Regions from separate parts of the Homo sapiens genome. Here region 1 is linked to region 2. A link is a loop called in an ENCODE intact Hi-C map of the cell type or tissue named here. Cell type or tissue: endothelial cell of umbilical vein. All regions are shown on one strand.

Region 1 (5,000 bases), 320 kb before region 2:
TGCAGTTCCCAAACATGGCCAAGATGATTTCATCCTCTGCTCTTTTGTCGGAAACTCGGTCTCCTCTTTATACTTGAACATGAAGTCATTGCAGTAGCCTGCCAATCCTACCCTCTCCTCACTACTTCAGAATTTATAGAATCTCTGTCTTGCATGACCTGGAATAACAACAACTCAGCACCTGCTCTCAAAGTGTTAAAGTGCCCAATGTTCTCACCAGAAGGAAATTTGCAGCATTCAGACATGTCACCTAGGATGAAAAATAGATTCAGTAAGGTTTTACATTCAAAGTTCAAAACTAACAAGGTTTGATTACACCCTGGACATCTGCAGCTTCAGCAACTGCAGGAAAGCAGTTGGTAAAATATCATTATGACGGTAATACAAGGTGTGAGTGGGTAAGAGAAAACCCACAGCATGATGTGGATTTTCTGTACAAATATAACAACACCTTAAGATTACAGAGATTACTCAAAAGAAATACTTTCCTTTCATTCTTTATTCTTTAATTCAGTAATTCAACATTTATTTGGTACCTATGGTATGTAAGACACTTTTCTAGGTACCAGAAATATGAAGCTGAATAAGATACATTCTTCAAAACCTAGTTCTTTAAAACCTAACATCCTATAGGGAAGAGTGATAGTTAATCATCATACACATTATAAATGCTGTGGTGGACATCTGAACAGAGAGTTTTGAGGGTTAAAGAATTCAAATAGTGATCAACTCCACTTTACAAAGTCAAAAAAGATAACAGAGGGAATTTCAGAACAGGAGAATTGCATGTAAGTATGCGTAAAAGTATGAATAAGACTGTGTTCTGAGAATTTTGAGTAGTTTAGTGTACCTGAAGGTTAAGGGCAGGAAGTGAGAGTAGATTAGAGCAAAAGAGAAATATGATGCCTATTAGTGATGTCAAGGGATATAGAATTGATCTATGCATTTCTTATGTTTTCTTTCTTTCTTTTTTTTTTTTTTTTGAGATGAATTTCACTCTTGTTGCTCAGCCTGGAGGGCAGTGGTGCAATCTCGGCTCACTGCAACCTCCGCCTCCCGAGTTCAAGCGATTCTCATGCCTCAGCCTCCCGAGTAGCTGAGATTACAGGCATACGTTACCAAGCCCAGCTAATTTTTTATATTTTTAGTAGAAATGGGGTTTCTCCATGTTGGTCAGGCTGGTCTTGGACTCCTGACCTCAGATGATCCACCCGCCTTAGCCTCCCAGAGTGTTGGGATTACAGGTGTGAACTACCGTGCCTGGCCAAGGATATACTTATATATTATTTGTGTAATAGATATAATCAAACAAATACATATAGAGTAGAATAGTTTAGAAAAGAAGTGAAAGAGCAAAAGGAAGACTACAAAGTATGGCAGACCCTAGACAAACCATAAATGAGAATAGACAAATAGAATGTGGTGGAAATTCTGACTTTTTCTAAACGAATATGAGAGTATTCTAAATGTAACCAAAGACAGAAATCAGTGAGTAGATTACCATAATACCAAAAGTACTTCAAAAAGGAGGAGATTGCAAGGTGGTGGCAGGAGATGGCATGGGGAGGATGCTAAGGGGCTTGGTTGGGTTAGAGTTGATAAAGGCAGAGTCAAATGGACTGGAGAGGTTTTTGTCTCTTCTTAGGTTGATGTTTCTCCCTTTGCCCTGCATTGCAGGTTGTTTCTTCCTCTGCCTCACTTAGTTTTGGATAAGTCCAGTATTTTCCTTTTTTCATCCTCAGTGTTACTCTTCTTTCACTTCTCCTGCCTTTATTCTTTTCACCCTAGCTTCTTTTGTTCTCTAAGGCCCAGTCAAGATGAAGCTTCCCGCAGCCAGCTTCTGTAGCACTTACTTTAAACCTCTCTCATAACATATGGTTTCCTGTGAACTCCATCAAGGCATAAAAGGTTTTAACTCTATATTTCCCAAACTGGTTTGTGTAGCAAGTCTTCAATACATGTGTGTTCAATGGAAGAAAGGAGGAAGAATAGGAAAAAGAAAAGAAAGCTTTTTCTCTCACAGCTGATTTTTCTATAGAATTAGAAATTTGATAGCAATATTGATATTAAATTTGAAAGCATTATTTTATAGCAATAACGCAATTGTATCTTTCCAGTCATCTTACCCCAGACATGTAGGATGTGAATCAGAGGTAATATATTTCTCCTTCTTAAAACAACAACTCCGAGACAATATGAGCTTTTTAAAAGAAGGGAACTATCTGAGAAACAAATGAACAAAGAGAAGGGGGATAAAATGGTGAGAAGAGTACTGCTTTGCTCTGGGAATCAGAAAACCCTACATTTCTGCCTTGACTTTGCACTAAGTAGCTGTCTTGAGTACTGCACTTCATATTTCTGAGTCACAGTTTCTTCTCTTGTAAAATGAGGAGTTTGGCTCAAAGTTCTCCAAATTGTTTGATTATGTGGCAGAAAGTAAAGAAGAAGAGAGTGCAGAGCTGTGACTCGTCATTTCCGGAGGGAAAGGAAAGCACAGAGGAATGTGTACTCTTGGTGTCCAGGTTCAGGCCTCCATCCTGATCACTAATTTTTGAGTTTGTCCCTTGAACTTTTACCTGTTTTCTTTTTATGAGACAAAACTTATATTTTAGATTCTGTCTTTGCAGTTTCTCCTCCTTCATACTGAAGCTGGCAATAGAAGACAGTGAGTGAGTAAGAAGTGTCTTAAACAAGAATGGCTGGAAACAGAGCTCTCTCCCAGGCAGGGTGGTAATGCCAGCAATTCAAAGAAACTAAGATGTGGCATCACAGGATGTCTCCAGTTTTTGGGGATCATGGACCCTCATATCTTGGCTTTCAAAAAGTGAATGGTAGGTGGCTGTTGACTGAGGCTTTCTTAGAAACATAATTTCATGAACTACTGGAAAGAGACAGGAACTTAGAGTCTACCCAGTGGAAAAAGAATAAATAAATAAATAAATAAATAATGCCCAAGAGCTTAAAAAAATGATAGCAAAGTTTACAAACTTGCCAGATAAGGGAACATACCACCAGTAAAATAATTCACTGAGAACTTTACTCAGGGGGTGGGGGGCAGGGGCAGGGTTTTTTTTTTTTTTTTTGAGACAGAGTCTTACTCTGTCAGCCATGCTGGAGTGCAGTGGCACAATCTCAGCTCACTGCAACCTCTGCCACCCAGGTTCAAGCGATTCTCCTGCCTCAGCCTCCCGAGTAGCTGGGATGACAGGCACCTGCCACCACGCCCAGCTAATTTTTGTATTTTTAGTAGAGACGGGGTTTCTCCATATTGGTCAGGCTGGTCTTGAACTCCTGACCTTGTGATCTACCTGTCTCAGCCTCCCCAAGTACTGGGATTACAGGTGTGAGCCACCGCGCCTGGCCAAGGGTCAGGGTTTTTAATGCTAGGAAGAGGAGGTCCTTGGTGGTTGGGTGAATGAAGGATTGAAAATTAGCACTCTAGATAAGGGAGAAGTGGTCTACAGATCTGTACACAGTTGGGCAAAATGAGCTCCATTGTCTTCAGTTAGGTTCAATAGAGTCTGGAGTACCCAGATCATTCAAGTCCATGGTCAAATCAGCTCCACTTGATTTGACTCAGTTATGATGAAACGGTACATAGTTTTGCTATTTTCTAGGTGAGTTTTCACATAAATGCAAAGTTTTCTTTTAATACAATCCAATCCCATCATTTTAGAGATGGGAAAACCAAGACAAGAAATGGAAAAACACTTGCCTAGTTTGAATGATTCCACATTTGTGTCAGAAATCAGCATTATTTTATCTTTGATGCTTGCCTGTTACTTGAGCTTGATAACTTTACAGCCCTGCCTCAGTTGAAGTCTTACCTCCTTTGTAAAAGGGGAACCTAGTTTGTAGTCTCCTTTTGTAATTTCAAGGGAATATAGAATTGCAAATAAAAATGAAGTGGGCTGCTACAAAAAACAGTGAGACTCCGAATTATCTAGGTTACTTAAAGAATAGCAAGACAACCACGTAGTAGGGCCACTAGAGGGAAATATCAAGCTTCAAATGGGCGACTGGACAATGTGCCCTTTAAAGTGACTTCTAATTCTAATGTACAATGGTAGAGGAACCATGAGTATTGTATCGTTACCCTCACTGTCTTCTCTTCTACCATAAACATCTTGAGAGAAGAAATAATGTCTTATTTACAGTTCCCTGAAATGTAGCAGGTGTCCAATAATACCTGTTAAATAACAGAATGAACATAAAAACTGTGAAGCAAACAGTTGGAGATCCTTTGGAAGGACATCTGTCAAGACTAGACTATGTTATGGCTCTTTATTTCCCTTTCATTTCAAAGAAGCTCTCAAAGTAATGTGATCTGAAAGAAAAAAAAAAAACAGCTAGCAACTTGCTCATCTATTACAGCTTTGTAATTCTGTTAGAGGAGAAGTGAAGCAATGGTTATATTAAAAAGCCCAGAAATAAGCTTCAATACTTGGCTCCTTCAAAGGATTTTGGGGTTGGGGGATTGAGTTTAAAGAAATTGGTTCTGAGGAAAATGCACTAAAATTAAAATCTTCAAGTTATAAAATGCCTTAGAGATAATATTGTCTTCCTCCATTTTAGAAATGAATAACTCGAGATGTCCAGGTGAAATACAATTTAACTAAAGTCTCCACATTTCTAGGTCTTACAAATTCAGAAATGTTAGCAGTGAATATGAGTACAGGATATAATCCTTCCTAAGATAAGAAAGATTTATACCCTTCTTTAGTGCCTGGGGAAAGCTCCTTGATTATAAACAGACAGTTGGTTGCTGAAGAGGATGCAGTTCACACACACTTCTGACACTGAGCTTATTCACTACAATACCTCTGTGTCCTAGAAACAGCTGTTTCATCTCCTCTGGCTCTGAGGCTACTTCCTGACCTATCGTCTCTCAAAATCCACCTGAGTTCTTATCACTGTACCCTTTTGCTAGTAAAGATGTGGCTACTGATAGGGGTCAATGCTGCAGGGGTTTATGGCCAGAAAGATTGGTAAGGGAGCTG
Region 2 (5,000 bases):
ACAACCAAATTCATCCTTTGATGAACCTGTAAGATGTGTGTGTGTATACACTCATATACATACACATGTCACAAGGCACATTTGTAGACATTTCATTACTTGCTAAAAAGTCTCCAAATTTACTCGAATTTTTGCCAACTTGAGTTAATTTTTCTTCATAGAACCAAATAAATAAATACATTTCTTACAATATGAATAATATATTAAAAGAATATTCTTAAAATTTACAAAACATCAAATTTTGAAATAAAATTTGGAAGCAGTTTGTTCAACCTACTGAATTAAACGAAATCCTGTAAATTACAGTATTTAAATGTAAAGTATGGGCTTATGAATGAGAATTTAATCTTATTTTAGGACATTCCTAAACATTTCTATATAGCAGAGTCAGATTTTTGGAGTAAAATAATAGCCATATAGCAAATAACTTTGCATTTTATTTCACAGTTACTGATGATGTTAATACATTAATATAACTTGTAAAAAGATCCATATTTGAAATTTTCACAATTCAGTTATAAGAAAAAACAGTTTATATCTCCTGACAAATTTATAAAATTAATTTTAACATCCATAGAGAACTACCTAATATATTCTGTTGCACCTTTTGCCTTGACTACTGGGAAGCTCAGAATTGCATTCACTGTCATTTACAGTAACTATATTATATTATGTTGGGTTTCTTTCTTTCTTTTTTCTTTTCTTTTTTTTTTTTTGAGTTGGAATCTCGCTCTGTTGCCAGGCTGGAGTGCAATGGCATGGTCTCAGCTCACTGCAATCTCTGCCTCCTGGGTTCGAGCAATTCTCCTGCCTCAGCCTCCCAAGCAGCTGGGATTACAGGCACGCGCCAACACACCCGGCTAATTTTTGTATTTTTAGTAGAGATGGAGTTTCACCGTGTTGGCCAAGCCAGTCTTGAACTCCTGATCTCGTGATCCGCCCACCTTGGCCTACCAAAGTGCTGGGATTACAGGCGTGAGCCACCGTGCCCGGCATTATGTTGGGTTTCTAATGTGTCAAACTAAAGCTGGCATATTTCACTTTTTTCTTTGAGTGTTTTTGTTTCCATTTCAAAAATCTAACTATACAAATAGTTGCCTTAGCAAGGAAACTCAGGGACATACAAAAGGTACAACCTATTTAAAATATATACTCCCATAGTAAGGGAGATTTTTATACAATATATTCCTTTTCTACATCTCAAGGCAGAACATTTTAAAATTTCTAGCTTTGAAGAACACATGTTAATTCACAAGTTAGGTGGCCATGCTAATGTAGAAAATGAACTTATCTTTGCATTTATGGAATGTCACTCTAAAATACAGTCATAGGTATAAGTAACTATTTATCGTTTTCAAAATGCAATTTGGTAAGGATTAAATGGAAATGACGTTTCTGAAGAGTAATATTTCCTCTGTGGAGTAAGTTGGAAAGGAAGAATGAACATGCTTTCTTAAAGTGCTTTCTTTTGCCAAACTGCTTATGCTCTTTCCCTCAATTACTTATGGTCCTGATTCTGATTAATAGACTCCTGCTTTTTTAAACACTCTAGTGAAGTTTTAGTCTTGATGTTTACATTTTAGTGTTAAACACTAATGGTGAATAGCCATGGCCAAATGAGGATACTCTTAGGAGCTCCGTGAAACAACAGATTCCATCAGCTTTCTAGAAGATTTCTTATCTAAATAGAAACCATCTTTCTGGGTAAGGAAAACATTAAAGTGAAGACACAGAACTTTTAAACATACTATTTCCGATTAGAGACTATTAAAAATGAAATGCCCTTGATGTTAAAAAAAAAAAAAAAACTATCTAAGTATTAGCCAGAAATAAGTGTGTGCTTTGAATTAGACAAAATCGCTCAAGTCATCTGTGTATTGTCTAACTTCCTACCAAGGGAACAGCCAAAATTTGAATGGCTGCTGGGTAAGAAGGAGAGCACATTATCTTAGTGATGGAAGGTAGACAAGTCGTCTCTGCCTCGGGTCGAATGAAGTTAGTGTGCATGGTCTATTGGTATGTTACTGTTGTTTTTGGTTCTAAATGCTAGGACAGGGTAAGACTGAATAACTGGGCAGGGATCTTAACCTCTGCAGTGTTTGTCCAGCACTCTCCCTTGAGGTGTCAGATGATGACTAATGGTTACCGAAAAGCAGTGTGGGCCAAGACCTTGCTGACATTTGTTTCCTGCTACTGTTTTTGGAATCTGCTTTAATCCTTTTCAAAGTTTATTCTGAAGGTAGTTGTCATTAATTTCATACCTTAGCTTTGCCAGCATCCCATGACTATGGTAGTAGTCATTACTTTAACATCTCAAGAATCTAGTTCATGTCAGATTTTGAAAAATAAATAAATAGAAATCCAATGTTTCTCTATGTGAGTACAGAACTCTACTCCTCTTATACATGACCTCTGTATTGGTGAGCACAATCTAACTTGTGAGGTTGCCAATAATAAAAATTGCATTTGTCATATAGGTTGTATGTTTTATATAGTTGGCAAAGCATTTTATAATATTAGTAATAAAAATAAGAGAAATAAAAATGGCCATTTATTGAGTTTGTCTGCCCAAGAGGACAGCTTCAAAAAGCTAGATGAGCCCTTACCTCTACTTCAGGACCAGCGCAGAAAGTGGCTGGTAATTATTGACAAGGGTACGTTATGATACAAACGATAATTTATTTGTTTATTTATTTCGAGACGGAGTCTCGCTCTGTCGCCCAGGCTGGAGTGCAGTGGCGGGATCTCGGCTCACTGCAAGCTCCGCCTCCCGGGTTCACGCCATTCTCCTGCCTCAGCCTCCCGAGTAGCTGGGACTACAGGCGCCCGCCTCCACGCCCGGCTAATTTTTTGTATTTTTAGTAGAGACGGGGTTTCACCGTCTTAGCCGGGATGGTCTCGATCTCCTGACCTTGTGATCCGCCCGCCTCGGCCTCCCAAAGTGCTGGGATTACAGGTGTGAGCCACCGCGCCTGGCCACGAACAATAATTTATAGCACCAAGTCAAAACTTGTCCAGGGACAGAGTTCCCCTTAATGAACTTTAGGATACAAAAACAAATTTTGTTGTGATAACACTTGACTCATATTTTGCCTGGTTTTCATTATAATAAAGGGGGAAAAACGTTGTCTTTCCCGAGTGACTCAATTAAAAAAAAAATTTTAGCTGGCCATCAATTTACTACAGCTAAAAGTCAGCTTCCTAATTGTTCACTACCACAGTTATGTCTCTACAACCAATAGCAGCCAGATCACATTTTTTCCTCAAACTGTATGTCACAATCATTTGAATTTGTCACAAATCACTTGTCACAAATCATTTGTCAAAAATCATATGTCACAAATCATTTGAATTTGTCAATTATGATAGCAAAATGGCAATTAACTATGGATTTCTGTTTCTAAGATAGCTTTTTGAAAATCAGCAGTGAAATAGCTTAATGCAAGCCTGGGAATGATTTTTCTGATCTTGAGAATATGAAAAAAAATTTCAAAAGTTTGTTGCTGTGTCTGCAACATTGTTTTGTGAAATGACAAAGCCTCAGACATCAAATGCTTGTCACAAGCACTGGGAATCAAAGTATGGGTTTATTTAGTGTTTCTCCTGTAAGTCCACATGTTTCCTGAGTAGACTGCATGGGGGCATATAGATCAGGGAGAAGAAGTAATCATTTGGGCCCTGGCCTGTTTTAAATTGTAACAATGCTAGGATAACACTGAAAATAGCTTGGCAAATTTGATTATTTGAGGAGGCTTTTAGGGTTTAGTGAATGTACAAATAAATTCTGTCATTATAATTTCCAACATGCTTGGTCTCCCTTCCATTTTGTGTTTATGAAACAAACTTAACATTCCACTCAAATCGCTTTACTGTGAGCAATGCAAGAAAAGCAAACAAGTAAATCAAAAGCCTTTCCACTTGTACCTTTTTGGTATAAATACGCCACGTTCTTCTGTGAAATATAAACTCTTGCTTTTATAGGAGTGGGAAGATTTACTTCAAAAGTTATTTCCAAACACTCATTTCAGCTCATGCAAAGGAATGCATCGTGGCTGCAAGCCAAGGGGAATTTTATTCCAAAGACCCCTCCTGGAGGAATCTTTAAGAGGAGACTAAGGTCTCTGCAGGTATGTCACCCATCAAGCTCACTAATGGGTACTCCTAACCTGACAGGCCACATGCTCTTACTAAAGAGATGGTTTTCATGATAGAGTTCTTTCATTTCAATGTTTCATACATTCCTCTGGCATCACACCTGCACTTTTATAAGTATCCAGCCACAGCAATAACCTTCAGGCTGTACAGTATATGAAATATCCCTACCATATATCCAGGTTAAATATAAACTCAAACATTTTCTTTGTACCTCAGCCAAGAGACTATATTAGAAAGAAAGTTCTAGTCCATGTAAATTCTAGAGAAAGCTAAAGTTTGGGAGAGATCTACTTACTGACTAAACATATCGAGTAGCATCAGTCCTGTTATTTTTGTGGCACTTGCATTGATCTTATAAATACTAATTGCAATTAAGTCTATAGAAGACTAGGGCTGGATAGACTATTTATATCATATAGTCCCACTGTTTCATTTTACAGGTGGATAAAGAACCTGCCTAGAATATTAGCAGCAGAAGTATAATTAGAAGCTACCTCTTCGATTAAAACAAACATTCACAAATAGACACTTGGGATTTTAGTCACCACTATTTCAAAGTAGAGGTGAGTTTGTGCATGTCTTGTTTATGTAACAGGTTTGCTGGTCACTTCAGTCATAGAACTGTGATAGATGACAAGTGTCTGAGGATACAAAATAAATGTGACAGGATCCTAATCTTTTAGTAAATATAGCCCAGTTAGGACAAGAAGACATACACAGACTATTGATATCAAGAACTGGGAATTTACAAGCTTTTAGGGCAGAGTGGGTGGGTGGCAGGCAATATAATGCTGTAAAAATTAGGAGAAATGTGAAATCACAGTAACCTGGAAGGTTCAGGAAAG

Evidence for each region. Peaks named below come from ENCODE experiments on the same cell type or tissue, not always from the same donor. Only the 100,000 strongest peaks of a DNase experiment are listed, where the experiment ranks them.
Region 1: it touches region 2 in a loop (4-fold over the local background); 1 of 110 quality-filtered maps calls a loop at or near these places.

Annotation. Positions count from the first base shown.
Region 1 is chr3:189,683,666-189,688,665 of GRCh38, forward strand. All of the region lies in intron 1 of TP63 (tumor protein p63), which reads left to right. Among named protein-coding and RNA genes, the nearest start is that of TP63, 55 kb to the left of the region's middle. In endothelial cell of umbilical vein, no CTCF peak of the experiment used is centred here; a DNase peak (open chromatin) is centred at 2,286; H3K27ac peaks cover 2,335 bases.
Region 2 is chr3:190,001,704-190,006,703 of GRCh38, forward strand. The region is part of intron 1 of P3H2 (prolyl 3-hydroxylase 2); the gene reads right to left. Among named protein-coding and RNA genes, the nearest start is that of P3H2, 120 kb to the right of the region's middle. In endothelial cell of umbilical vein, no CTCF peak of the experiment used is centred here; DNase peaks (open chromatin) are centred at 1,568 and 2,178; H3K27ac peaks cover 1,900 bases.